Regions from separate parts of the Homo sapiens genome. Here region 1 is linked to region 2. Evidence: chromatin loops called from intact Hi-C (ENCODE). Cell type or tissue: natural killer cell. All regions are shown on one strand. Links, peaks and the distances in the headings refer to the core of each region. The heading gives the core; the rest is flanking DNA.

Evidence for each region. A loop is a pair of places that touch in the nucleus more often than their neighbours do. Peaks named below come from ENCODE experiments on the same cell type or tissue, not always from the same donor. Only the 100,000 strongest peaks of a DNase experiment are listed, where the experiment ranks them.
Region 1: it touches region 2 in a loop (2.0-fold over the local background); 3 of 110 quality-filtered maps call a loop at or near these places.

What each region holds. Positions count from the first base shown.
Region 1 is chr16:11,118,532-11,133,599 of GRCh38, forward strand. CLEC16A (C-type lectin domain containing 16A) reads left to right here. Exons shown (of 24, transcript NM_015226.3): 20 at 2,084-2,235; 21 at 5,211-5,415; 22 at 7,448-7,615. It overlaps LOC105371081 (a long non-coding RNA gene), which reads right to left. Exons shown (of 2, transcript XR_001752081.2): 2 at 10,840-10,967. Among named protein-coding and RNA genes, the nearest start is that of SOCS1, 130 kb to the right of the region's middle. In natural killer cell, for the core only: no CTCF peak of the experiment used is centred there; no DNase peak of the experiment used is centred there; H3K27ac peaks cover 303 bases.
Region 2 is chr16:11,046,597-11,061,664 of GRCh38, forward strand. It overlaps CLEC16A (C-type lectin domain containing 16A), which reads left to right. Exons shown (of 24, transcript NM_015226.3): 17 at 696-746; 18 at 4,917-5,045; 19 at 14,306-14,426. Among named protein-coding and RNA genes, the nearest start is that of CLEC16A, 110 kb to the left of the region's middle. RefSeq lists enhancers at 3,736-4,312, 4,313-4,890, 5,903-6,052. In natural killer cell, for the core only: no CTCF peak of the experiment used is centred there; a DNase peak (open chromatin) is centred at 5,945; H3K27ac peaks cover 1,398 bases.

The DNA.
Region 1 (15,068 bases), core at 2,790-10,789, 72 kb after region 2:
TTGCTTTACTGTCTTTACTTAATTAGGTGAACTCAGTTTAACCATCACAACTGTAAACTGCCATTAGTCTTTAAAGAAGCACTGAAATGTTACTGAGGTTCTTGGTTTAAGTAAGTTCCATTTGTCTATTTTTGGCTTTGTTGCCTGTGCTTTTGAGGTCTTAGTCATACATTCTTTGCATAGACCAATGTCCAGAGAGTTTTCCCCAGATTTTCTTCTAGGATTTTTATAGTTCTGGGTCTTACATTTAAGTCTTTAATCTATCTTGAGTTGGTTTTTGTATACAGTGAGAAAGAGGGGTCCAGTTTCATTCTTCTGCGTATGGCTGTCCGGTTTTCTCAGCACCATTTATTGAAGATGGTGTTCTTTCCCCAGCGTATGTTCTTATCAGTTTCATTGAAGATCACTTGACTGTAAATATGTGGCTTTATTTCTGGGCTCTCTATTCTGTTCTGTTGGTCCATGTGTTTTTCTTTTTGTTATTTTTTGAGACAAGGTCTTATTCTGTCACCCAGGCTGAAGTGCTGTGGTGCGATCTTGGCTCACTGCAACTTCGCCTCTCAGGTTCAAGCGATTCTCCACCTCAGCCTCCCGAGTAGCTGGGACTACAGGCACACACCACCACGCTCAGCTAATTTTTTTTATTTTTTGGTAGAGACAGTGTTTCACCATGTTGGCCAAGTTGGCCTTGTAAGTCGTGACGTCAAGTGATCTGCCCACCTCGGCCTCCCAGAGTGCTGGAATTACAGGCATGAGCCACAGCACCCAGCCTATATGTCTATTTTTATACCAGTACCATGCTGTGTTGGTTATTACAGCCTTGTAATTTGAAGTCAGGTAGTGTGATGCTTCCAGCTTTGCTCTTTTTTTGTTTGTTTTGAGACCAGGTCTCTGTCATCCAGGCTGGAGTGCAGTGGCATGATCATGGCTCATTGCAGCCTTGAACCACCCTGGGCTCAAGCCATCCTCCCACCTGAGCCTCCTGAGTGGCTGAGACTACAGGTGTGGGCCACCACACTCAACTAATTTTTTGCATTTTTTGTAGAGATGGGGTTTTGCCGTGTTGCCCAGGCTAGTCTCCAACTCCTGAGCTGAAGCGATCCTCCCTCCTCGGACTCCCAAAGTGCTGGAATTACAGGTGTGAGCCATCACACCTGGCCTAGCTTTGCTCTTTTTGCTCAGGTGTGCTCTGGCTCTTTGGGCTCTTTTTTGGTGCCATATGAATTTTAGGATTTTTTTTCTAATACTGTGAAAAATGATGTTGGTATTTTGATAGGAATTGCATTGAATGTGTAGCTCGCCTTGGGTAGCATGGTCACTTTAACGATATCATTTCTTCTGATCCATGAGCGTTGGATGTTTCTCCATTTGTTTGTGTCATCTTCAGTTTCTTTCTTGGATTGCTGATTGTTTTGTTGTTTTGTTTTGTGTTGTGTTGTTTTGTTTTGTTTTGTTTGAGACGGAGTTTTGCTCTTATTGCCCAGGTTGGAGTGCAGAGCGCGATCTTGGCTCACTGCAACCTCCACCTCCCAGATACAAGCAATTCTCCTGCCTCAGCCTCCCAAGTAGCTGGGATTACAGGTGCCCACCACCACACCCAGCTAATCTTTTGTAGTTTTAGTAGAGACAGGATTTCACCATGTTGGCCAGTCTGGTCTCGAACTCTTCACCCCAGGTGATCCACCTGCCTTGGCCTCCCAAAGTGCTGGGATTGCAGGCGTGAGCCACGGCACCCAGCCATGCTGGTTGTTTTTAAGCTACGGCTTGAGCACCTAACATGCAGTAAACATTGGACAGATGCTTTATGTACTTTATATGCTTTATATCAGTCCTAACTAGTAGCAGTTTGAGGGAGTGTGCATTCTCTTTATTATCCAGATGAGGGATCTGAGGTCCAGAGAGGAAAAGAAACTTTCCCGGCATAACTGTCAGAGAAGGGACTCAGACCTAGGTCTGTGTGACTCTAGGCCTGGGCTCTAACCACTGAGCTCTGCTCCTGATAGAATGAGAGTCAGCTTTGGTGTCTCCATCACCCTGGGCAGCCAGACTGTGCCTCATTCTCTTCTCACCTTCCTCCTCCCAGATAACAGCGACTTGATTGCATGTACAGTGATCACCAAGGATGGCGGCATGGTCCAGCGATTCCTGGCTGTGGATATTTACCAGATGAGTTTGGTGGAGCCTGATGTGTCCAGGCTTGGCTGGGGAGTGGTCAAGTTTGCAGGCCTATTGCAGGTAAGATGGCCAGGAGCTCTGGGATCTGTTCTCAGTTGGCTACAAACACACACACACACACACACACACACACCACACACAATTGTCATCTTTATCATTAATTTGTAGTGATATTATACAAGGTATATGTGAACAAATTGTCACCCAAAAAAAAGCTAAAATACCACATAAATGCACAGATAAGAGCAAAGTCCTCTTTGACCAAAACGCTCGATTCTTACACCTCCCCTCCACCAGAGATAATCTTCATTATCAGTGTGACCTTTCCAGATCTGTTTTTCTGCCAAAGGCATATATAAATGTAACTACATGTACTATTTTTAAAAATTATATACATATACTTGAGAGTGTATGTGTGTGTTTTTTATGATATCACATTGAATATGTTCTAAACTTTGCTTTTGTCATTCAATATCAATAGTGTGTCTTGGAGAGCCAGCCACATTAGTACACGCAGACTTCCTGGTATTCTTTTTCACTGCTTTGTGACTATAGCAAGGCATACTTAACCCATGCCGTGTCGGCTATTTCCAGTTTTCTGCTATTTCAGCAGACGGTGCTGCCATGAACAGAATCACTCTTACTTCTTTATGCACTTGGGCAAGGTTTCCCTAGGCAGATACCAAGAAGCTGGGGTGTACTAATTTTAAGTGTTAGTAGACACTGCCAAATACCACTCTAAAATGATTGTTGCCACTGGCATTTTTGTGAATTCCCTTCCGCTCAACGTCACCCCAGCAGAGCTAGGCTCTAACTTGCCAAGTACCAAGCTGGGGCTTGGGTTTTGGGGATTTTTTGGGTTTTTTTTTGTTTTTAATGTTTGCCAACGTGGGCCAGACGTGGTGGCTCGTGTCTGTAATCCCAGCACTTTGAGGGGCCAAGTCAGGTGGATCACTTGAGGTCAGGAGTTCGAGACCAGCCTGGCCAACATGGTGAAACCCCGTCTCTACTAAAAATACAAAAATTAGCCGGGCATGATAGCAGGCACCTGTAATCCCAGCTACCCAGGAGGCTGAGGCACGAGAATCGCTTGAACCCAGGAGGCAGAGGATGCAGTGAGCTGAGATCGTGCCACTGCACTCCAGCCTGGGCGGCAGAGTGAGACCCTGTCTCAAAAAAAAAAAAAAAAAAAAAAAAAAAAGTTTGTCAACGTGATAGATAACTAGTACCAGCTCTTTGAGTGAATAAAGCAAAGAATCAGAAGGGTTGAAAGCAGCCTCCCAGGTCGCCCCTCTGCCATACCCCTTGTCCCTGGATGTCCAGCTGACACTTCAGGCCTGAACTTTGCCCTACTTCAAGGCAGTCCATTTCTTTGCCAGCCAGCCCTGGTTTCTGGAAGGGCCTTGGCTCAGGCCGCCCCACCTCTGCCTTGCCGCAGCCTGACCTGCTGTCTGTGTCCTGCTCTCTGCGAGAACCACCCACATACTTGAAGCTACTGTTACAGCCTCTTCCCCAGCCTCCTCTTCTTCAGGATCTTTCTATTGTAAAAGTGTCTTTTACAAAGTGTGGTGTGAGAAACAACTATAGAAGAATCTTTCATTTAAAAGAAACACTCCATGTAAGACATTATCCATTAAGTGACTTATGCTTATCTATCTAGGCTTTATCTAGGCTTATGATTAATTTCCTTTAGAATTTAGTGTCAGGCAAGTGTTTTTCTCCCCTGAAGAATTAATATGTGTCTTCCATCAGACAATGAAAGCCACATAAACCTTTTTTTTTGGCCGTCTTCCAATGGGTGCTATTTGTCAGGTCTTTACTATACCAGACTCCCTGCTTTAAATGCAGAATGCCTCATCTGATCTTACTGCCGCGTTTTGATGGGGGTGTTATCTCCAAAGAGCCTGTGCCAAATGTAGTGCCTGAGAACCACAACCATCTTCCTCTGTGAGCCTTTTCCAATGTTGTCCCCACCTCCTTTAACATTTCTGACTTTTGTGTTCATTCCCTCTCAGGCTTTTATATCAGATCACCTCAAACCTTCATGGGAGTAGATTGTCTATGCAGAGTCCGTTCTGAGGTTTTAGACTGGTTTGTCTTTATTATATTTTGCTACATGTTCATTTATTCTCCACCTTTGAAACACAGTTTCCTTCAAATCTCTGCTCAATGACCTTCCCTATCCCTTTCTTTTTTTTTTTTTTTTTTTTTTTTTGAGATGGAGTCTCATTCTGTTGCCCGGGCTGGAGTGCAGTGGTTCGATCTCGGCTCACTGCAACCTCTGCCTTCCGGGTTCAAGCGATTCTCCTGCCTTAGCCTCCTGAGTAGCTGGAACTACAAGCGCACGCCACCATGCTTGGCTAATTTTTGTGTTTTTAGTACAGACTGGGTTTCACCCTCTTGGCCAGGCTGGTCTCGAACTCCTGACCTCGTGTTCCACCCACTTCGGCCTCCCAAAGTGCTGGAATTATAGGCGTGAGCCACCGTGCCCAGCCCCTGTCCCTTTCTCAGGATTAGCTTTTCCCTTTGGGGACCAGAAGTTTGTCAAAGACATACAAATGGTTGCCAACGATGTCCCCTTCTTAGAAGAAATAAGGAAGAAATTGATGAGTAGATGAGCAACTATATCTGAGATCATGCCAGATGGTAATAGTAATTTTGGTTCATTATCTCTGGCTTCTCAGAAGTAAGAGTTTGCCTGTGGTGTTACCTGTGGCCCCTTGAAGAGGCTTGTGGGGGTACGCTGTTATTCATGAGCTGACCCCAGTCCTCATGGAAAACAGGCACCAGCCACCACCACCAGCATCCGCTCCTTTGGGGTACTCTGTGCCTCCTCCCACACTGTCCTCTCCCACTGGGCCTGGTCTGCCTTGTGCCCATCCATGACTCTGTTGGACTTGGGAGGCTGTCGATCTTAGATCAAAAGCAGAGATGAATTTGGAGACCTCTTTCTAGATGCCTCATGATGCCACAGCTCCTAGCCACCCTCCTCCCAAACCCAACGAATGCCTTTTCCTTTGCTTCTCACTGTGCAGGACATGCAGGTGACTGGCGTGGAGGACGACAGCCGTGCCCTGAACATCACCATCCACAAGCCTGCGTCCAGCCCCCATTCCAAGCCCTTCCCCATCCTCCAGGCCACCTTCATCTTCTCAGACCACATCCGCTGCATCATCGCCAAGCAGCGCCTGGCCAAAGGCCGCATCCAGGCAAGGCGCATGAAGATGCAGAGAATAGCTGGTGAGTGGCTGGACCCTGGCAGGGCATCCTCTGAGCACTTGGTGGGTCAGGGCTGTTTGTAGTTCTCACACTGACCTTGAGAACCCCCATAGCATAGAAGAAGACACGTATGATTCAGGAATTGTTTTATATACGAATACGAGGAAGTTCCATTTCCTGGGTGTTTGGTTTCTGGTGAGTTTCTAGGGCTGCATGGAAGAGAAGAGGAGCTCTCCCTAGCAGGCAGGAGGCCAGCAATAAGTAGACGTCAGTGTGGGACCACTCTTCTCAGCCCTTCACACTGAAATTCTCAAGCATATGTTAACAAAGTGCTTTGACGTTACTCTACCACCTCCGATCCTTAAAACAACTCTGGAGTTCTGTAGGGCCTGCTCTGCCCATTTTACGGAGAAGGAAACAGGCTCAGGGACTTGCCCAAAGTCACACAGGCAGAACCCACAGGCAGAACTTCCTACTGTAAACTTACCCCTTCCTCCTTCCCCTTCCCAGTTCTTATAAGAGGCAGCCCTGCTTGGTGAAAGGCTGGAACCCTTGGAAGGAAGTCATTTTACATTTCACGGGGATTGCGGTGAATTTCTGAGGAAGCCCAACACTGCCCAGTATTAGGAAGGCCAGGATTTATTACAAGGAAAGTCACAGAAATGAGGGAGATGCGTTCATTGGGCAGGAAGGCAAGGCCTTCTCCTCGGCGTGGGGGGAAGGCATGCTGTCAACTCCTAAAATGACAGTCTTTCTCAAGATACCCAGTGCCATTCAGTTCAGGCACCAGTGCTCATCCTGGTGGCTGCTGAGAGGATTTTAAGCCTACCTGGGGATGTGGGGGTGCTTTCTCAAGGGATAACTTTAAAATAAGCCCTTGACCAGGCACGGTGGTTCATGTCTGTAATCTCAGCACTTCGGGAGGCCAAGGCGGGTAACTCACTTGCGCCCAGGAATTCGAGGCCAGCCTGGGAAACATGGCAAGACCCTGTCTCTACAAAGAAATTACAAAAATGAGCCAGGCGTGGTGGCATACGCCTGTAGTCCCAGCTATTCGGGAGGCTGAGGCGGGAGGATCACTTGAGCCTGGGAGGTGGAGGTTACAGTGAGCCATGATTGCACCACTGCACTCCATCTTAGGAGACGGGGTGAGACCCTGTCTCAAAATAAACCCTCAGAGGGCCAGTTTCTGGGCGTTACCGATGCGATGATTTACTGTGCTGATTTGCACAGGCCCGCGTCCCACGTTGTCGTCCCCGTCTCATTTCTCACTTAGCTGAAACTTGGCCTACAAAATCATTACTGAAGCATTCTGTAATGTGCAAAGTGACTTAAATCATTCAGCCCTTTCTTTTAAGATTTATTTTCAGAGAGTTTTTTTTTTTTCTTCATGTAAAGCAATTTCTCACAGCTGGCATGAAGGCCAAATACTTCATTTGAAAATTGAGAATTATGCTGTAAAGTGGCTGTTAGAACTAAAGCCTTGGGTATTTCTTAAATTGATTTTAAAAAGCCCCTCCGTATGGATATATTGGGAGGTTTATTTATGGAAGGGAGGTTAGTGGCTGAGACAGATAAACACCCACTCAGAGTTACACATGTACATGCACATCCATATTTTCGCATGCTCCTGCACATGTGCGGATATACATACACACGTATACGTGTGAACTCTCTGGGCAGACTCGGCCCCACTCGCTTGGGGTCTGAAACAGCCTTTGTCAGGGTCCTTTACACATGGAAGCTGAGAATCCAAAGTGGAAATTGACCCAGCTTCCATTCCACTCGAGGAGCCCAGGCTCAAACCCCTTTCTCCTTGGTCTCAACCTTGGCCCGAAGCCCTCACTTGGCTTCCGCTTGTGCGTTGAGCCTCAGTGGGAACTTTGATGTTCCACTGGTCTCTGCAGCTTGAGGCTGCCTGCCGCCCACTTGGCGTCTCCCAAGTGATGTGCCTGGCAGGGCCACAGCCACTACGATGTCCCCCCCCCCAAATTCTCACCACCCCCCTCTATCCCACATGCTCAGAGTGAACCATGCTATTGTTTGACCGTAGCCCTCCTGGACCTCCCAATCCAGCCCACCACTGAAGTCCTGGGGTTTGGACTCGGCTCCTCCACCTCCACTCAGCACCTGCCTTTCCGCTTCTACGACCAGGGGCGCCGGGGCAGCAGCGACCCCACAGTGCAGCGCTCCGTGTTTGCATCGGTGGACAAGGTGCCAGGTGAGCCAGCCCCCCGCCCTGCGCCACAGCTCGTTCATCATGGTGGGCGTTCAAGGTCTTTCTCTCTGTGGAGCCTGTGTGAGCTGCCCTTCCTCTCTCAGAAGCCCCGTCGGCTGGCAGCACCAGCTTCTTAGAATTTGTCAAAGCACAGCGCAAGATTAAACACAGCCCCCAAAATAAATTTTGGCTTTCCCTTTAGTGTTTGGTTTGGTTTTCCAGAGATTTGTTGGGTATGTGGAAGAACTTCTCAGAATTGACTAAGAATTTTCTTGGAAATTTCTTGGAAACATTTAAATGATTAGTGCTGAAGTTGTGGGAGAGTAATTTCCTTCTCCATGTAAGATGACTAGAAAGAGAGAGTGTGTTTGGTTCCGGTTACAACCCCCTGAAGAAGTGAGACTTCAAAAGAAGGCCGTGCTGCCCACAGGTCAGCTGTCCACTCCTTCCATATGAGGGCGTCTCCTCCCACTTTTGCCACAGCTCATCTCTAACCCTGCTCCTCCGCTCCTCCCAAAACAGAAACTTGAATGGAAAGTCCATTGCTGATTTGTCAGAGTGGAAAGGACCACTTCTCCAGAAGACCGAGTTCTCCCCTTCCTGTTCTGACATGTCTGCTTTAAGTAAATCCGTATGCACCCCGATCCCTCGAAAGAGAGCCTTTCTTTTGGTTGCAAAAGTTTAGAGCGCTGGCCAAGCTCTCCCTCACAACTTAACCCCTCCCCATATAGGGCTTCAAACTTAAGTTGCAAGTGTTGTGAAATGTTTTCAAAAGCAGTTATTGATTTAAGAACAAAACGCAGCCATAGGAACCTGCTCAAAACCCGAGTCCTGGTTCCCCCATGTGATTTATTTTAGTTTCATTGTTTGATAATTCATTATTTATATGTATATACCGTAGGCATATGATTTTTTAAAATCCAGACAGGAGATGATCAAATGAAAAATAAGTCTACTTTGCTTCAGAAGTAACTATTGTTAACAGTTTCTTGCCTGTCTTTCCAGAAATATTTCTTTGTATGTCATGCATATGTTTGTTTTTTACACATGGGGTATACCGTATGTCTGATGCTGCACCTTGCTACTTCTTCCTTAATAGAAAGTGTCACACATTAACACGTATAAATCAACCTAATTCTCCTTAACTGTTACATGGTATTTTGTCATATGGATGGGCAAAAAAATCTTTTTTGCTGTTTCGTATTTGGGTCATTTCCAGTGTTTTGCTCTTACAGTGTCACAGTGAGCATCCTTAGGGTGTCTTTGTGTAATTGTGCAAATTTCTCATGTCTGTGTGATAAATTCCTAGCAGTGAATTTGCCAAAGGGGAAGGTTTTTAATCTTGATATATGTAGTCCCAACGTGAACTCTAGAAAACAGTACACCAATTCACTCTGCCACCCACAGCTTGTGATTGGTTTCTTTCTTAAATCCAGTCTCAGGGCTGGGCATGGCGGCTCATGCCAGTAATCCTAGCACTTTGGGAGGCTAAGACAAGGCGGATTGCTTGAGCCCAGGAGTTTGAGACCAGCCTGGGCAACACAGTGAGACATCGTGTCTAGTATAAATAAAAAATTAGCCAGGCATGGTGGTGGGCACCTGTGGTCTCAGCTACACTCAGGAGGCTGAGGTGGGAGGGTCACTTGAGCCCAGGAGGTTGACGCTGCAGTGAGCTATGATTGTACCATTGCCCTCCAGCCTGGGCAACAGAGTGAGACCCTGTCTCAAAAAGAAAAGAAAAAAATAATCTTAGGCTGAGAGACTGATTGTGGCACCGCCTGTTTTCAGTGATGAAATGTGAGATGATTCTGCCTGTTTCAGGGTCAGGAGGATTCTTTGCTTAAAAAATTCTGCAGGTTGCTTCGTGTTCTGTGGCTATGATTGCTAAGTAAATATAAAGTGTGACTGAGTCTAAGTTAACTAAGTACAAATTGACCTGGTAAGAAATGACTTCTTTAGGGTCATTGAGGCGTCTTTCAGTTTCGGAACTTACTGGTTAAAGAGAAAAGCCCAGGCCTTATTTCTGTTCTGAGCCCTTTTGGAACAAGGTAGAATGTAAATAAATACATGGAGCCAAGCGGCCCATTCTTCAGCATCTACATGATCATTTCTCTGTTTGCAGAATGCTTTAGGATGACTTATTGCTTACCTCTTCTACCCTGCCTGGCCTTCCACCGGTGGGTGAGAACATCAAATGCCAGGAGTGTGGCCCGGCTCCAGAACCTGGGCCTGCCTGCCGGGGTGGTTGGCACAGCTGGGATGCCCCATGTCCTGTTGCTGGTCCCAGGGTCAGCAAGTGTGAGGCTGTGCCAACTGGGACAACAGCAAGTCAGAGGTGGCTGCTGAAGGCAGCATCCACCCCTTGGCTGTGTCTCCCCTGACTGCCCCTGGAAGTGCCACTCAGCTATGAGGAGTGAGATGGAGACATTCTTATTTATCACACCACCCCCGCAAAGAGGGAGGCCTCGCTGCCCTCCCACCTTGGCTTGGCACCAGAGCTGTGTCCTGAAGAGCAAGTTGAAATCCCTGAGCCTTGGCATGGTGGGAGCATAGGCTGCCCCCACCCCCATCTCAGTAGTCAGGGTCCCCCACAGCAGCAGCCACTCAGCACTTTGGAATCATTCTTAAAACTTTTCACCCTGCTTCCACACCCACCAGCCTGCTTGGCCTCCAGAAAATACTGAGATCCGAGATCTCCTCTCCCAGATCTCCCAAGATTGCAACAGAAGCCTTCTCAGGATCCCTAGCTTCCATTCAGCCAGTGGGATCATTCTAGTACTTAAATCAGATTACGTCATACCCCTGCCTCCAGCTTTTTGGTAGTTTCCTGTTGCACTTAGAACAAAATCCACATCTCTCCTTCTGATCTTGGGTGGTGGCTGTGAGATCCGGCCCCAACTGGCCTCTCAGATGAAGTTCCCCCAACCCCAAGCTCACTCTAGCCCCAACCCCAGCCTTGCCAGCCCCTGCTGCTCCTCTAAGCTAGCATTTCTCAGAGTTTTAGCCTCAGCACCCACGTGTTTATCTGCTTAAAAAGTATTACAGAACTTAAAGAGCTTTCATTTAGATAGATTATATTTATAGATATTTATGACATTAGAAATTAAAACTAAGAAATGCTTTCAATATATACTTCTTGAATAAACCCATTGCATATATGCATAACTAACATAGTTTTCTATGAACAATAACTCTGTTTTCCAAAACATAGAAAAAAATTGATCTTGCACATTTCTGCAAGTCTCTTTAATGCCTGGCTTAATAGAAGACATCTGGATTCTCCTCTTTGCTTCTGTTTTCTGTCTGTTGTGATAGCATGCATTCTGTGGCCTCTGGAAAACTCCTCAGTACACCCCTGGGAATATGAACATAAAAGAAAAATGTCTTACTATTTTTATGAAAACAAGGATTTCCAGACCACACTTTGAGACCCACTCCTGTAAATCACTGTGGCCTTCCCTGCCCCAGGGCCTTGCACTGGATGTCTGTACCCAGATGTTGGTGTAGCTGCCTCCCGCTAACGGCTCAGGCTTAGTTTGTGTGCCGCCTCTTCAGTGGCCTTTTCAGATCAGCTCCTGGCTAGGGTTGTCCCCTCCCGCCACTGCATTGGCCTGGTTCCTTTTTTTTTTTTTTTTTTGAGATGGAGTCTCTCTCTGTCGCCCAGGCTGGGGTGCAGTGGCACAGTCTTGGCTCACTGCAAGCTCCGCCTCCCGGGTTCACACCATTCTCCTGCCTCAGCCTCCCTAGTAGCTGGTACTACAGGCGCCCACCACCACGCCCGGTTAATTTTTTGTATTTTTAGTAGAGATGGGGTTTCACCGTGTTAGCCAGGATGGTCTCGATCTCCTGACATTGTGATCCGCCTGTCTCGGCCTCCCAAAGTGCTGGGATTACAGGCGTGAGCCACCGCACCCAGCCTAGCCTGGTTCCGTTTATCCACAGCACTGAGGTTCCTTACCTGGCTGATGCCTTTGTGTGCCTGGTCATAGTCTTTCTCCCCTGCAGAGAGGGTTGCCTGCGTGGGAACCTTCTGTGCTGTTTACCCTGCATCTCAGCGCCTAGCTCTGTGCCCCCACTTAGTATCGTTGAGTGAAGAATGAGCCTGCATTTGTTATCTGCTCAGCCTTGGAACAGAGCCCATCAAAGGCCTTCTCCCTTCTCTGAACACGGGAAGACAAGGAAAGTCCCTCTGGGGCCCTAGATACTTGGTGGTTTAGTCCATGGAACTTTGACAAGGGAACACAAAGGAACTGAGAACCGAGAAGACCTTAAGCAGCATCCCTCGGCTAAATTTCTGTCACCAAGCGAGCAAGATGTGTGTCCAAGGACCATGTACCCAGGTGACAGATTTAGGTTGGTTGCATATCAACTGAATTTCACCACCCTCCTCCTACTCAGAGTTTTACAGAAGCCACAGAGTAGTGACACGGGGAGCCGGGCAGTGGAGGGAGATTCGGTCATCAGAAACCTGGCCCAGGTTGGCCTCTGATACTGTGACATGTCACCATTGCCATCAAGGGCCCGTGGGTGCTGGGGCGTGACCACTTCCCACCCTCCACAATGGTGCCCCTCCCCATAGGCCGCACAGCGCATGGAGTCCTTGCTTCTGCCTAGATAATAATTCACAAGGAAGAAAACAACTCTGGCTGCTGCCTCGGGGTGGCTGCCAGACAAGGGTGTTTTATTAGGACACATCTTCCGATTTTATCTGCGGGCCCAGGTAATTGTCATAGAGCAGTTTGTCTCCCCTTTAGAAGCTATAAACGATTGTATTTGATGAAAATATGCCTTTCATTTCCTTGGATGAGATATTAAAGTAGTGTATAAATCAGGGCTAATAGGTGACTAGCCACTTTGGTGTATTTTTCTTCTTCCATTTGGCTCAGAAAAAAAAAATCACAAGTTCTATTTATTGGCTGGTTTTATGTTGATGGCTCTCACCCTCACAGAATGTTCAGCTTCACGAGGGATTGTGCGTGCGCCTGGCCAAGGAGGGGGGTCAGTGGCGGCCAGTATGTGGGGGTGGGCAGGCATGGCCAGGCCTAGACTCTAGCCTGAGCACTCTGTGGCTTTGAGTGCCATGTTGCTGTGGTTAGTGCCTCATGGACCTGGCCCATGGCAACAGCTGCTTCTAGAGATAGAATCTGTCATGATGGGCAGGGTGTCCAAAACTCGCCTGCAAGGCCACCCTTTCCATAAACTCCAAGTGGACCAGCAGACCCCAGAGCAGAAGCTGTTCCCCAGAAATGACCCAGGGGTGTCAGGGGCTACGGCCTCCCAGAACAGCCTTGCTCCTCACTCTGGGCTCCTACTGGCCCAGAGGCTGCTTCAGGAGGCCGCAGGGAACCAGAGCTGCTTACAGGTGTTACCCTGGTGGGTTGGTGGGTGTGGGAAGGGCTGGCAGAGCACACAGCTCAGAGGAGCAGCCAGGCAGGTTGACATCTCCTGGCCCTTGCAGATGAGGGCTTAGTGACATGACAAAAAAGTGACCTGTTCCCACCTGGTTTACCATCAACCGCTCCCCACCAGCCTGTTAACTCCGGGACAGGGACTTCTCTGCCTCTTCTGCTGCTCTCTCCTTAAAACCCACCAGCCCCTCCTGTCACCAGCCCCTCTCTGTGGCCCATGGTCCCATGCAGTCTGGCCCCTGCCCTCTTCTGGGATCAGCTCCCAGCCCTCTCTCCCCTCGGCTCTCTGCAGATGACACAATCCAGCCCTTCAGCCGCACTGGCTGGCTGGCTGTGCCTCACCAGGGCCAAGTGCGTCCCATTTCAGGGCCTCTGTTTTCGTGCTTCCCTCCGCCTGGAGCCCTCTGCATGGCTGGTTCCTTCTCAGCACTCAGGGCTCTGCTCCGATACCTCAAAAAGGGGCCTTCCCTGAGTGCCCAGGTCACCCTAGTTCTCTGCACGGCAGCTTGTTTTTAATTGAGGTGAAATTTAACACAACATAAAACTAACCACTTGAAAGTGAACAATTCAGTGGCATTTAGAACCTTCCCAAGATTGTGCCATCATCCTCTCCTCTAGTTCCAAAACATTTCCATCCCCTCAAAAGAAAACCCCATAGCCATTAAGTAGTCATCGCCCACCCACCCCCCCCGCCCCCGCCCCCATCCAGCCCCTGGCATCCACTAATCTGCTTTCTGTCTCTATAGATTTACGTAGTCTGGGTATTTCATATCAATCATACAATCCATGGCCTTTCATGCCTGGCTTCTTTCAGTTTGCATCATGTTTTCAAGGTGCATCTATCCTTCTTTTAGCTGAATAATATGCATTATATGGATAGACGTTGTTTTGCTTCCACCTTCATCCATCAATGCACATTTGGGCTGTGTCTGCCTTTTGGCTATTGTTGAATGGGTTGCTGCGAACATTCGTGCACAAGCTTTTGTTTGAACGCCTGTTTTGTTTTCAGTTATTTCTGGTATATACCTAGGAGTAAAAAGTAGGTCATGTGACAATCTAACTTTCTGAGGAATTGCCAGACCGTTTTCCCATGGTCTTCATAGTCCTTAGCTTTAGCTGAAATTGCCTCTTGTATTCCTTGTTCTCTGACACTATCCTGCACTAGAATGGAAGGCACTTGGCCAGGGGGTGGGTACAGGGTTGTGGGGAACCTCGTTTGTCTTGTCCTTGACAGTGCTCATGGATGCCTATGAAGTAGTTGCTCAGTGAATACCGATGTGTGGGCGGATGGATGCATTGGTGGATGGGAGGCTGGGGGACAGAGGATGGGGCTGGAGGAATTGTTCAGTCTTGTTTTCCCAACAGACTGTAAACCCCTAAGGCCAGGGTATTTCTGTCTTATTCAGGTCTGGTACCCTGTGCCAGTTGGTGGTGGTTTGGGTGTGAGCTGGCAAGTTGGACTTCATCCCTTAAGGGCTAAGCTGGACTTTATTCACTTCCTGTCCCAGCTTCCTACTGGGTTTGGGGCTCCAGCTGTCTTGTGGTAGATATTTAACTCCCCTGTATCACCTGAGGTCAGGAGTTCGAGACCAGCCTGGCCGACATGGCGAAACCTCGTCTCTACTAAAAGTACAAAAATTATCCCAGTGTGGTGGCGGGCACCTGTAGTCCCAGCTACTCGGGAGGCTGAGGCAGGAGAATCACTTGAACCCGGGAGGTGGAGGTTGCAGTGAGCTGAGATCTTGCCATTGCACTCTAGCCTGGGTGACAGAGTGAGACTCTGTCTCAAAAAAAAAAAAAAATTTTTTTTTTGACTCTCCTGAGTATCTGGGCCATGCCTTGCTTTTCACCGGTGTTATCTTTATCAAAGGCACCTAAACCGGCAGGGTCAGTCACGTGACCCAGAGCACTTAATAGTTCCGTGGAAAAGCCTCGCCGGTTCCAGAGGCAGCCCTTGGCAGCTGAGTAACTTAGGAAGAATGCAGAAATGACAGTGTGCTATGAGCCAGCTGAGCTGACCGCAAAGCCTCTGACCGCCATCCAAAAAG
Region 2 (15,068 bases), core at 2,601-10,600:
GGTTCTGTGCCTCCTCGCATTTCATGTGCATTAACTCATTTCATCTTCACAATACCCTAGACAGACATGCCATTCATGCAGTGGAACAAGGAGGCGAGAGGTGTAAAGCTGGATTTGGTTATGTGTATCAGAACCAAGACTATGCCCACCGTGCTGTTCTGAAGGGGCCCTCCCAGGCAGTCATGACCCTGAGGAACAACATAACCCCGAAAGCACTCCTCATAAACAAATAGAACAAGCCATGTAATTGTAATGTTAAACTTATTTAATTATACTCTTCCTTCCAGAGGTGTGGAGCCTTGTATCTTTAATGTGGTAACTTAAACAGGATTGTCCATTTCTCCAGCCGTTCTCGACAAAATAGATAATGTTAAACACTTGAAATATTAGCCTTTTCTATATTTTAATCCTACATAGTAGTTTTTTTTTTAATTAACTGCTTTGACAGAAGAATTCTAACTCCATATACTTAAAAAGGAAGGAGAAAATTTTGAATAGTGCAATTTGATATTTGGTCTGTCATTTGAGCGTGTGTGTTTGTGTTCACGTGTGCATTTTACTTCCTGGTGATTTACGAGAACTCACTAATGAGAAACAGATGGCCTCTAAAGCCACAAACTAGAGTTTATAATACTCTGTTGTTTATGGAAAAAAATATGAATAATCTCCTCTTCCCTCCCTTCCTTTCTTTTTAGGGAGAAGACATTTTTTTGGACATGTTTGAAGATGAGTATAGGAGCATGACAGTAAGTGAGGGGCTGGGACACACTTGGGCTGGTGTGCGCCTGTGTCCCTGCCAAGCTCCCCCTGCCCATCCCAGAGGGAGTTTTTTGACTTAGGGCTTTGTGACCAAATAGCACAGATTGATGGGGAAGCAGATTTAGAATGGTGTCTTGTGATCCCCACCACTGTTAAAATTTCAGACTATATTCTCTCCCTCTAACATGGGAGGTGTCCGATGAATCAGGATGATTCTCTGCTATGAATAGTAATTTTGGGGACAGTATCATTTTATTGAGGACTTACTCTGTGCTGGATGTATATAGCATGCTGTACAGATTATATCTCTTCATCCTCACACCAACCAACGGTAATAGCTACTGCCATTGTCCCTTTCTTGCTGAATTAGTCTCTTCTCATACTGCTACGCAGAAATACCCAAGACTGGGTAATTTATAAAGAAAAGAGGTTTAATTGACTCACAGTTCCACATTGCCGGAGAGGCCTCAGGAAACTTACGATCATGGTGGAAGGCACCTCTTCACAGGGTGACAGGAGAGAGAATTAGTGCAAGGAGAAAAGATGCCAGATGCTTAGAAAACCATCAGATTTCATGAGAACTTACTCACTATCATGAGAACAGTATAAGGGAAACTGCTCCCATGATTCAGTTACCGGCACATGGTTCTGCCCTTGACACGTGGGGATTCTCATGTGTCTCACCATTCAAGGTGCGATTTGGGTGAGGACACAGAGCCAAACCATATCACTTGCTAATGAGGAAACTGAGTCAGAGAGGTCTAGTGATGTACCCAAGTCTGCCCGGCCGGTGAGTGGCAGAGCCACGCTTCTAGAGGAGGACAGCCCAGCCCCGCATCCCCCGTGCTTCTCCATGTATTATGTCCCTGCCTCCCTGTTTGCTGCTCCACTGGAATGTTTCAGCATGCAGCTCTCCCTCCAGTCTGTAGTGCCAGCACATGGGCTTCCTTCCTCCTCCCGCAGGCAGAATCGCGGGAAGCCATAGGTTCAGAAGATCCCAGCTTTCTCTGCTTTGCGCGTTTGTCTCTGTTATCCCAGCACCTGCCCTTGGCTAGGTACTCCATAAGTACGTGATAAGTGATCCTTCTTGTGGATATTACCCACCAAAGCATGTGTGATTTGGGAAGTTTATAATAAACCTAAGTGTTTTAAGTGTCAAAAAGAAAAAGGCAGCGTGCACTAATTGGCTCCTTGGCTTCGCAGCCCATTCCCTAGGAATCGGGACAGCTGGGCCCTCACCACGTCCTTTGTCACTGCATGTCTGAGGCTGCCGTGGAGCCTTTTCAGGGGAAAGGTGTAAATTGGCATAAGTCATCTCCAGAAACACCCCAGCAGCACCCTGTGCCAGGCCCCCGTGGGCTGCTCATCTACAGCCCCTCATCATTCCTCCAGCCCCTTCGAGAGAGGCTCAGTCTTCCACCCTTCAGACCATTCATTAGAGTGGAAGGGATTCAGTTGTCATTTGTTATTTCCTCTTACCCCCGAGACATCCCCCTGCAATGTCATTTCCTACAGTTTGGTTTCCTGTTTGGAAATGTCAGGCTTCTATGGCACTTGACCATGTGGGAAAGCTTGAGCTCTTAAACCCCTGCTCAGTGTCTGCTTTTGACAATGCAACCTTGAGTGCATTGCTGAAATTCTGAGCCTTGATTTTTTTCTTTTTTTTTTTCGAACAGAGTTTTGCTCTGTCGCCCAGGCTGGAGTGCAAGTAGTGCGTTCTCGGCTCACTGCAACCTCTGCCTCTTGGGTTCAAGCAATTCTCCTGCCTCAGCCTCCCGAGTAGCTGGGATTACAGGCGCCCACTACTACGCCCAGCTAATTTTTGTATTTTTAGTAGAGACGGGGTTTCACCATGCTGGCCAGGCTGGTCTCAAACCCCTGACCTCGTGATCCGCCCGCCTTGGCCTCCCAAAGTGGTGGAATTACAGGCGTGAGCCACCGCACCTGGCAATTTTTTTTTTTAAATCCGTAAGGTGGGGGATCCCTACCTCATAGCCACCCAGGCTGTATATGAAATAGCCAACAAGAGGCCTCATGGGTCCATACACAACAACAAATACTCATGGGTCTATACACAACAAATACTTCCTCCCCCTCCCACCATGGGGAGCTTCCCAGGTTTTTTTGTTTGTTTGTTTGTTTGTTTGTTTTAATCAAACATGTATTGTGTGTCCTATACAATGCCTGGCATTCCAGAGAAATACAAAGGTGCCACGCCCTTGCTCTGTATCTGAAAATCAGTCCTCAGCCTTCAGGAATGCAGCTTCTGAGTGGAAGGGGGTGGGGACAGGCCCTCCAAGGCCAGCTGCTGTACCAAAGTCAGACCATGACTTGTGACCTTTCCTTCATTTCCCTTATTGCCTCTGGTTTAATGCAAAAGGTTCAGTGAGGTGATGGCCTAGCTCTGCCCCCAGCAGGCCTGAGGGGTTCACTGGGAAGGTTGTAGGGGGCAGCAGGAGTAGAGGGGAAGGGAGCTGCAAGTGAATGAGTGAGGCAGGAACTGCCACCCCTGCGGGGTTAGAGGATTTGGAGTGGGGGACCTCAGGCTTCTGGAGGAAAGTACTTAAAGTGTCCAAAAGAAGAAGGCAAGCAGCATGCACCAAGTGGCTCCTTGGCCCTCTGGCCCATTCACCGGGTGTCTCAGTATGTTTTCTGCAGCTATAACAGAATACCACAGACTTAATTTATAAAAAAAAGAAATTTCTTACAGTTCTAGAGGCTGGGAAGTCCAATATCAGGTGCCAGCATTTGGCGACGGCCTTCTTGCCACATCATCCCATGGTAGAATGCGAAAGGGCAAGACAGAGCAAGAGGGAACAGAACTCACTCTTATAACAAAGTCACTCTCACCATCATTGAGCCACACCTGCAATAACAACATTACTCCATTCATGAGACCCAATCCCGTCTTGTTAGGCCCTACCTCTCAGCACTGTCACACTGGGGATTAAGTTTCCAACACATGAACTATGGGGGACACGTTCAAACCATAGCACCAGGTATCTGGGCCACTGAGCCCTCGCTACATCCCTGCCCTATGTAGTCAGCTTTACCTAGCAGGAGGGGGAAAGTGGTATGTTTGAAGCCCACTTTCTGAAAAGAGAAGACACAAGGAAAGCTTGTGATGTTTGAAAGAGTAAAATGAATTCTGCAGAAAGCTTACCCTTCGTCTGTGAAGCCAGGGAAATGAAATGTTAGTGTTCAACAACACGTGTGCATTGATTACTACTACTGATGCAGCAGAGATCTGGGAGAGGTGGCAGGGAGGGGATGTCACCCTGTGTCTTAGTCCTCAAAGAAGGCTTCGCAGAGGTGGTGTGGAAAGAGGCCGTCAGCTCTGGCCCAGTGGCCGTGGGCATGCGCCTTTCCTCCTCTGAGCTCAGTGTCCCTTTTATGATGGGCCCACCAGCACCTGCCGTCCAGCAGGAGGTGATCCCAGCACGTGCCTGGCACTTAGTAGATGCTCCAATAATGATTGTGTTATATTATCCCAGGTAAGATGTGAAGGGGACAAGGAAGGAAGGGGAAACATTGGTCCTAGGGTGGGAATCACAGAGGCCCTGGAGCAAGACAGGCCTGGGCTCATGTCTTGGCTCTGCCACCCACCAGCTGAGCGACCTTGGATCCATTTTTCTGCTTCTCTGAGACTGTGTTCCCTCATCAGCAAAGTGGGAAGCAGCTCCTCAAAAGCCCTTAGGTCACAGCTTGCAGCGGAATCAGCTCTCGTTAAACGGAAGCTGCCATCGCCATAGCTGTTATCATCACTGGAAGGACAGAGAGGAGGAAGCAGGTGGCAGACGGGCTTGCACCCACAGGGATAAAGCATACCTGGCCTCCTGCTGAGAATCCCTGTCCCTGCTGAGGTGGAGAGAGAATGCGAAGAGGAGCAAGCTTTTCACAGCAAGGATGCAACTTCTCAAGAGTCTGAGCTGCTGCTTCAATTAAAGGAAAAATCTGCAATTTAGAAAACCAAAAGGCATATTGCTCCCTTATCTGGCTGCCTCTGTGCTTTACTTCAATCTAAATCCAGGATTTAGATCACTCATTTACATTTACTAAATGCGGTTGAAGGCGAGGGGCCTGTGCAACCTCCCCCGGCCCCTTCCTCCTTCCAAGTAAGGAATCTGCTTTGAGGTTTCCTGTAATGTCTCTTCTAGATGAAGCCCATGAACGTGGAATATCTCATGATGGACGCCTCCATCCTGCTGCCCCCAACAGGCACGCCACTGACGGGCATTGACTTCGTGAAGCGGCTGCCGTGTGGCGATGTGGAGAAGACCCGGCGGGTGAGTGAGCACAGGACCTGTCATCTCCTGGGCCACTGTTCTCCAGAACCACTCCCAGACCAGGGAGGAAAGGGCTTCTTTGTCAAAGTCAAGAGCCTGCCCTCAACACAGCTTAGACAGTGGATAGAGAGTACCCATTTGCCCCCAGGCATGACTTTCCAAGGCATGTTTTTACCCTTTGGGAAGTAGGGTTTGGCATTCCGTTGCATCTGGCACCCAGTGTTGGCTGCAGAGAGGTAGCCTTCACCAGTGCAGACAGACAAGCCCTGAGCTCAGGAGTGTAAGGCAATGGGGCCAGTTTTCTGTGAACCATCGGGGGTGAGCACGGTACATCCAGTGCAGGTGAGGTTGGTGTGAAATCGTAGCCCAGCGGTCTCAGGACCCCCAGAGATAGTGCGATGTTAAGGCATCTACCTGCTCTTGGGACACAGTCAAATTAAATGTGAATCTCACCAGCCTGCAGGACAGATATGTGTGAAAAGATTAGTTCTCAGAACCAGCTGCAGTGTGTGCTTCCGTTATCAGCCCTTTTTTTCCGAAGCAGGTACTCTAGGAAGCAGTGTCCTCAGGGGTGTTCATGGTATTTTATCTCCCGGGTAAGATCAGAGTTTCTTTCTTAGAAAGCACCATCACCTTTTCCTAGAAAATCATTCACTGGAGACATGAGTATTTGTGTATAGTTCAGAGGAATTCATTGCACACAGCTCCCCTTGTCAGCCTTTATCATCTGAGTTAATTCGTGTGTGACAGAGGTGTTTCACTTTTGGATTTTGCAAAACAGGAATGACCTGTCATTTGCACCTCAGACACGAGGAGTCTGAACCTTCCTCCCTGCAGCTGGTGGTTCTACCTCGGAAGCCTGGGGGTGCAGAGGAAGTGGGACCCATGTGTCTTGAGTCAATCCACATTTCCAACTGTCTGACCAAACCCACAAGCCTCACCGCAGGACCCACCCTGTCCGGCCCACTGACGCCTTCCTTCCATGTCCTCCCTGCCAGGCACACGATTCTGTTTGTGGGTGGCAGTGTTTGCACTGGACGTCCTGGCATCAGCTTTCACTGGAGGACTGGTTCTGACAGATGTGTATGTGTTGCTTCATGATGCTGACGTGCTCACCCCCAGCCAGGGCTACAGCATCCTGTGCCAAGAAGGCCCCACCTGGGAGATCCCCCCGCACCCCTGAGCCAGAAGGTCCAGAGGACTGAACGCTGAGCACTGCTGCTCTGGATTCCACTTTGCCTTTTTGTTGTTGTTGTTGTTGTTGTTGTTTTGGAGGCTGCAGTGAGCTGTGATCCATCCTGGAGTGCAGTGTTGCGATCATAGCTCACTGCAGCCTCAAACTCCTGGGCTCCAGCCATCCTCCCACCTCAGCGTCGGTAGCTGGAACTACAGGCACAAGCTACCACACCTAGCTAATTTTTAGATGTTTTATAGAGATGAAGTCTTGCTAAGTTACCCAAGTTAGCCTTGAACTCCTGGCCTCAAGCCATCCTCCTGCCTTGGCCTCCCAAAGTGCTGAAATTACAGACATGTACCACCACACCCAGCCCACACTCTACCTTCTTTTGGTTCACAGTTCATCAGGGTTTTTCTTACCACTTCTATGAACACATAGCCTCTGTTATGAAGTAGATCAATTCAAATCAGTTCTTTATGTGAATTTCCTCATTAAATTCTATAACCATCCTAGGAGATTGGCACTATTATTATCCCCATTTTACAGAGGAAGAATTTTTTTTTTTTTTAGACAGGGTCCTGCTCTGTCACCCAGGTTGGAGTGCAGTGGTGCCATCTTGGCTCACTGCAACACACTCTGCCCCCTGGGGTCAAGCAATCCTCCCACCTCAGCCTCCTGGGTAGCTGGGATTACAGGTGTGTGCCACCACACTCGGCTAATTTTTGTATTTTTTGTAGAAATGGGGTTTTGCCATGTTACCCAGGCTGGTCTTGAACTCCTGGACCCAAGCGATCCGCCCACCTCGGCCTCTCAAAGTGCTAGGATTACAGATGTGAACCACCACGCCCTGTCCACAGGGGAAGAAATTGATGCATGGAGAGGTCTGGTGATTTGCTCAAGGTCACCCAGCTAGTGAGTAGCTGAGCCACAAGTCAGCCCAGGCAATGTGGCCCCCAGAACCTAGACTCTTAGGCATTCTGATCCACTGCTTCCCACACTGCCTTCTTGAGATCTGCTGGCTCTGCTCAGGACACTGGGACAGCAAAAACACAGCCCCAGTCCTGAAGAAATCAGAGCCTTAGAGGTCAAAGTGGGAAGAGACAGTGGCAGGTCATGTGGCTCAGGCCATTATTCAAGCAGCATTAGGTCAGGTCACTAATCCCACCTGGAGCAGGAAGTGGGACAGGCATCAGATAGGGAGGCATAGGCCCAGAGACAGGTGGCACATTCTGGCACCAACACGGCAGTGATTGCAGCTGGAGCCCACAGGAGGATGTGATGAGGCTGGGGGTGCTGGCAGGAGCCAGATCACGGGAGCCTTGGAGCCCCTTGAGAACCTTGGCTGTCACCTCTTAACACAGTTTCATGACCTCATGCCCTGCTGGGCTGGGGCAGATGGTCCTGATCCACAGGCGAGAGATGGGAGAAATGCAGGGGCCAGTTTGTCAGGCATGTGGCAGAAGGGAGGTTGCTTCTTGTCTACTCTGAGCTGCTGTCTCCATCTGTCAAGTAAAATGTGCCTGCCTTTCCAGAGTTATCGTGAGGACTCGGCAGCAAGCCAATGGCAGGTCTCGATGATAGTCTTTTTGCCCCTCACATGTCACAGAGTTGCAGGTTCCCAGGGCTGTGCTGCCCACCTCCCTTGTCCTGGATAGGATGCACAACCCGAGTGGCTGGCTGAAGCACAGATAGAGAATATCTCAGCTTCTCTAGAGTCTCTTTGCCTGTCTGACAAGTTTCCAAAAGCAACTCTCAAGTCCTCCCAGGGTCCCTGGGTAGCAGAATGATATAAAAGAGGCCAGGCTACCTCAAAGCCAAGGCATCCACTTTAGAAAAGCTTCCTTTGTGACTTTAATAATTTCTTTCTGAAGGGTGGCTTTGGCCACTCATCTCACTACGGTTCCTGTTGCAAGGTAGCCATCTAGAATCATCCAGAAGCTTAGCTCTTCAAGCCCACTTCAGAAATCAGAACACACCAATGTGCTTTGAATCTGAGCTAAAGGAAGTTACATGGTTTAGCAAGCAATTGAGGGCTTATGTGGTTCGTTTCAAGTTTTTTGCTTGTATCCAAAGAACATTCCAAGCTACCCCTTTGGATTCAAAGGTTTTCTTTCTTTTTTTTTTTTTTTTTCCACCAAGTAGACTTTTTAAAGGAGGCTGATCCTTTTTAGAAACTCCATCCTTTATTTTCCTTAAGGACTTGTCAAAGAGGTTCAAACAATTCTCCTGGCAAATCATTCCTAAATATTCATAGATTCATCAAAGAGCTGCTAGATTCTTGCTATGTGCCAAATACTGTGTTAGCCTTGGGGGTGAAGAAATGAGTGAGCACACATCCCTGCCTTCTGGACCGCTCTTTTTACCTAGTGAGGTAAAGTTTATTAACAAGTAAGAGAATAGCAGGTTGGGTATCAACTCACAGTCAGAGCTCTGGAGGAAAGAAACAGCATGCCATAGCCAGGGGCTGAGGAGCGCTCCTCCTGCAGATAGAGTGATCGGAAGAGCTTCTCTGCAGAGTTGACATCTGAGCTGAAACCTGGAGCATGAGGAGGAGCCAGGAAGGTTAAAGTGATAAAGGAGGCACTTTCCAAACAGGGAACAGCACACATCCAGTCCCTGAGATGCCACCAAGTGTGGCATGTTCAAGGAGCATAGTTAAGTGAGGGAGGGGCAGGAGCGCAGCTACAGGAGAGGATGGTGGTAGCGCTTTGCAGGCCGTGGGGAGGCATCTCACGATAACGCCGTTTTCCCTCTTGCTTTTTTTTTTTTTTTTTTTTTTTTTTTTTTTGAGACGAGTCTCAGTCTGTCACCCATGCTGGAGTGCAGTGGCATGATCTCGGCTCACTGCAACCTGCTCCTCCTAGGTTCAAGTGATTCTCCTGCCTCAGCCTCTACAGTAGCATGAGCCACCACGTCCAGCTGATTTTTTAATTTTTTTTGTATTTTTAGTAGAGACTGGGTTTCCCCAGTCTGTTGGCCAGGCTGCTCCCAAACTCCTGAACTCAGGTGATCCACCTGCCTCGGCCTCCCATGGTGCTGGGATTACAGGCGTGAGCCACCATGCCCAGCCCTCTCTTGCATTTTAAAAACCACATCACTTATTCTTTCTTTCAACATAGTTGTTGAACATATTCTAGGTGTCAGGCTCTGAGTAAGATGCAAGACAAGAATGATGAGCAAATAATATAAAATAAGACCAAAACAGCAAGGGGTCCACTGAGCCATGCCAGCTGAGAAGGGAAATTCATGTTGAAATGAAGGTCACTGGAGCTGTTGGGGTCCAGTGAGAACATTGGAGCAGAACTTTGGGCTTAGGCTGGATCCATCCCACATGTAGGGGGACCTGAGAGAAGCAGTGAAGAAGGAAAACAGTGGTGTCAGTCAGACCAACCACGGGTCAAATCCCAACTCCAGCTGCATGAGCTTGAGCGAGCCACTCACCCTCCCGGAACCTCAGGTCCCTCGTGGGTCTTGCCTCTCAGCTGTTGCCCAGAGTAGACGAGTGTGGCTGTGAAGTGACAAGCCCAGGGCCTGGCAGACAGTAAGTGCTCAGGAAGCATTGTCTGAACAGAGATGGAGCAGTCTAGTATGTAAGGTGGGAAAGAAATAGGGTCTTTCATGATCTAAATCTACCAAAGCTTAATGCCAGAGAAAAGAGAGTTAGGAATAGGATTTTTTGGTGAATATCAAAATCCAAGTTTAAGCCACTAGCCATCTGTATATAGTCATCTTGGAAGCGGTTATGAAACACCCATATTTGCACGAGGTTTTATTTGTCCCCACATTGTTTCCCTGTTCCTTTGTAAAACCACAAGCAGTTTTTGTGTTTATCACTATTGGCCTTGAGGAAATAGAATATTTTGCTTTATTTTTTCGATGTGTATTATACATTAAAGAAAATACAATAACATCTCATGCAGTTTCAAAAGTAAAGGGAACAGTCTTTCCCATGATTTCATCACCCTAAACAAACAATACTTAGACATCTTTTGTGCTCCTCCTATCTTTGTCTGTAAAAAGAGTGTACTGTGGTCTTGCTTTCATCCCTTCTTTTTCTTTCTTTTCGTCGTAGCACAAGAAGTTTTTCATGTTGTCACAGTTTAAATAAGTCTCATTTCTTATGGCCTCATAAAGGTTCATCTGGCATTTTCTTGCAAGTAGACATTTTCGTTGCTTCCAGTATTACATTATTTTCAACTAAACTATAATGAGCAGCTTCATGAATACAGTGTTTTTCTTTCTTTTGAATTATTTCTTTAGGATAAGTTCCCAGAAGCGGAATTTCTGGTTCAAAGGGTATGAATGTGTTTTTTTCATGACCCTCTGCATATTGCCAAATTGCTTTCCCGATGGGTTGTGCCCACATTAAACTGCTTCGGCCCTCTTTTAAGAATGACTGACTTTCACAGCTACATGGCCTCAGTGGGCTTCTAACTTGAGTGACTGTCGCCTAAACTAGGCAGCTTGCACATGCAGCAAGGAAGCAGGAGGGTGAAAACCGAGCCTTTGTTCCAGGCCAGCTCGTGGGCTCAGCACATCACCGGTGCCATCCCGTTGTACCTGCACGGTGGGTGCCCCATTTCCAGAACACAAGCCTGGGCTTGGGCACGTCACGTGATTACCAAGCCCCAGCTTGAGCCACAGTGTGTCTGACTACAGAGCCACCCACCTTCCCCTGCTCATTGGACTGATTCCCCGGTGACATTGAGTTTGCCAGAATTTGCTTCCAGACTCATTGAAGCAAAGAAACTGGAGCAATCTCTTTATATTTGAGCTTGGTCAGCTGTCATCCTTTTCAAAATCTAACCTGTTCTTCCTGGGTCAGTCCTTCCTGATATTCTATGGAAGAATCTGAAAGAATAATAATTTATTTTTCCTTTTTAATAATACTTTTAAATTTGCGTCTTTATTTAGCAAAGAAAAGCGCTCAATAAAACCCTGGGTCCCAAGCCTTAAATCTTTTGGAGGTCAAGGAGTGTGGTTGGAAGAACACAGAGCTTGGAATCTAGTTATTCACTAACTGACCTTGGGCAGGCTGCCTGTCATTGCTCAGCTTTGGTTTCCCCATCTGTAAAATAGGAACCATGCAGAGTCATTAAAAGCTTAGATGAGACAACCCCGTACAGCTGGCATAGTATGCGGCAGGCCATGGGGAATCAAGAGAGTGCTTATTGTTTTGGGTGTGGTGGGGTGAATTTTATGGCTCTTATGCTCATATTTTAGCTTTCTTTTGTGAATTTACAGAGTTGTGGGGCTGCCCAATGTGCCTACCAGGCCCTTATAACCCCCCTACCCCCATGGGAGCCCAGGTTTTGCCTCGAGTGGAGCTCCCCGCCCTGTGGGAATCGGCCCGCCTCAGATTCATGGACATGGCTTCTCATGTGTCCTTCCTTCTCTTAGGAGTTGGGGCAGGAACCAGGAAAAACATTGAGAGATTTTATTATACAGTCATCCCTCGGTATCCATGGGGAATTGGTTCTAGGGCTCCCCCAAGGATACCAAAATCCACAGATGCTCAAGTCCCTTATATAAACGGCGTAGTGTTTGCATATAACCTATGCACATCCTCCTGTAGACTTTAAATCGTCTCTAGATTACTTATGATACTGAGTACAATGTAAATGCTATGTAAATAGTTTGTTATACTGTATTGATTAGGGAATAATAAGGAAAAAAGTCTGTACAAGTTGAGTACAGATGCAACCCTTTTTTTTTTTAATATTTTTGATCTACAGTTGGTTGAATCCACAGATATGGAACCCATGGATACAGAGAGCTGACTGTATGTGTATTATATTCTATTTTATATTTATGATGATGATTGTTATTATCCATGTGTTGTTTGCAAGGCAAAAGCAGATATTGGCCTATATTGGGAGCCAAATTCTGAACTTTTAAAGTATTTATTGAAAGGTTACAGTTTTTCAGAGTGGTGGGCTGCAGAAAGCCACACGTTTCTGTTTTCTTACCCACCTGCTCTGGTCCTGCATGAGTTATTTGCCTTCAAAACCCCAAGAGGAACAGGCGTTTGGGCACAGAAATGAGCGTCTCCTTGACTTGGACCTGGCTGTGATGGGCCGTTTCCTTTCTTTCTCATCCTCATGGTCATGACTCCTTATTTGAGAGCTCAAGCTGCCAAATATTTCAAGTGACCACCCACGTCTTGGGCTTTCTGTACTTGGACTGCCATGGATGTTTAAGTTTCCTGGTGCACTTGGTTAAGTGACACACATGTCATACATTCCTGAGTTCACACCCAGCTCAGCCACTTAGCAGGTGTGTGAGCTGAAATAACTCTGCCCCTCTCAGCTCTGTTTCTTCCTCCATAAAATCTTCAAGTTACAATAAGGTGCCCACAGTTCCTGCCACCCCGTAAGTGCTTAAAAAATAGAAGTTCTTTTGAATTTTTTAATGGAACTACACTTCTTTTTCTCCCAATTGTTAGAGATGTCTTTATGAAGACTGTACTTTTAAAAACTGTTGACAATCAGATACGAATGCTACCACCACCATCATCATCATTATAACTTAAGAGCTGATCTTTCTCCAGTGCTTTCTGGTTTACAGAGGACTGCACTACCTTAGCATAGGGCCAGGAGATAGGATTGCTCTTCCAGTTCCAACATTAGGAAGTTGCTCCAAGGTCTCCCACTGGTTAGGGCGCAAGGCAGCACTGGGTGTAAGCAGGCTGACCAGCTCCTCATTGCCTGGGGTATGAGGAGGCAGTGTGAGTGCACCTCTTTGCAGACAGTAATTTGGCCCCTTTCTAGTTTTGGGAGGCACACTGCTGTATAGAGGGCACCTCCCCTCACCTAGGTCCAGACTGCAGCCTTCAGAGCCATAAACAAGAAGACCCAAAGGCGCACTGGGATTCGCCTTTGCAGCTCCCTAGTGGTGACAGTGGTTTGTCCCCCCAACCCCACTGTGCTGGCTGCTTTCCCTCCTGCGTTATCTCAGAACCTCCTAGCAGGCATGCGAGCTATCATGCCCATTTTACAGATGAGGAAAAGGAAGCTCACAGAAGTCAGGGGACTTGCCCAGCCTAGTGGAACTGGGAATCTGATGTAGACCTCATGTGTCTGACTCTGGAGCTGTCCCCATGGGGCACTGCACCCTCAGTCAGGCCCAGCAGCTGTGCCTCAGGGAGAGAGGCCTGCAGGTGGCCTTTTCTGTGGACTGCCCCTCTGCTTCCTTGCTCTGGTTGGTGGGCAAGCCTGTCCTGGGGCTGGAGGCTGCTTTCTGCACACACGGCTCCGACTGCTGGGACTCTGCTTTGTTTCTGCTCTCTGAAAGTACCTGGTGGCCACACAATTCTGACCAGACACCACTTCTATGGGCCAGGAATCCCTGTGCTGGTGGATCCACCTGTGCCCCTGGTCTGCTGGCAGGGAAAGCCTGAGGGGCATTCAGGGAACCAAGGTCACTGCCCACCTGCTAGGTGCGAGGTCTCTGCCCCGTCAGCAGCACACCCCCTGTCGTAAGACCAAGGGAGCGGGAGTTGAAGAGACTCACCCAGGGTAGGATTTTCCTCAGGTCTCAGGCCCTGCAGCCCACAGGCATTTCATTTCACCCTCTTCTGTCTGCCCCACCCCCGTATTCAGTAGGTAGTACCTTGAAATGCTTTTGGAGTGATTGGGTTTTCCAGAGCCCATGCTGGTTTGGTTGGGACAGACAGACTCAGGGTCTAGCCCTTGCTGGAAGCATGGCCTGGGCAGGTCACTTCACCTTCTTAGGTCTCAGCTGCCCGGTCTGTGAAATGGGGCTGACTGCTGGGCAGGGATTATTATGAAGGTCACCTGATACTTGGGGACAAGGTCCTGGCAGATGACGGGTGCTCAGTTCAGGTAAAGTAACCCAAACCTGAACCTGTGAATAACTGAAAACAGGCTACTCCCCCTTTGATTTTTTTTTTTCTGTCTTGTTATAAAAGCACGTACCAGAATCAAAACACCCGAAGAGGTGGGCTTTATTGCGTTTCTTTCTTTTTTAATAGAGAGTCATGGTGTCATTTCTGGGTGTGGGGCATCTCACTGAAATGACTCTGCAATCTCACTCTTCTCTGCTCTCTGAACTGTTGGTCCAGGCCATCCGGGTGTTCTTCATGCTGCGTTCCCTGTCACTGCAATTGCGAGGGGAGCCTGAGACACAGTTGCCGCTGACTCGGGAGGAGGACCTGATCAAGACTGATGATGTCCTGGATCTGAGTGAGTTGGCTGCTCTGAGTCACAGCAGGGGGCTGGGGGACATGGGACATGGGACACCACTCTGCTGATTCACACGCCACTGGGAGGGTCAGTGTGCAACCTACATTTTGTACTATTATTGAGCTGTGACCTTGAGCCAGCGGTGTGCATGTCCCATGCAGGTTTTGAAGAAAAGGCCCCTGGGTTCTCTGAGATCAGTTTGAGGGTTCTGCTTTCACACAGCTGGTTCTCTAAAAAGTCTCTGCAGAGCACCTGGAGGCTCAAGCAAGGGTGAACAAACTCCAGGGTTCCTGTCCTCCCTATAAACATAGTGGCATCGGTTTGGTTGGTTTTATATATTAAGCATTTTCTATATGATTCTAATGATAAAAGGGTTCTGCTGCTAAAGAAAGAAACTTGTAAAAAGCAAAACACCAGTGTTTAGGTAAGGATGAAGGCTTTGGAGGCTGGAGAACCACGTGCTCAGCCCATAACCTTGAGCTACTTGTTCCGCTGTGTAGTGCCTCATTGTTCTCATCTGCAGCATGAGGCTCAGCTTTAGAGAAGACAATGGGCATAAAGCCTGACCGTGTTCCTGGAACCCCTCTCGTATTTGTATAGCTTTCTCTTTCCTCCATTTGCTACAGGGCACAGGCACACTAA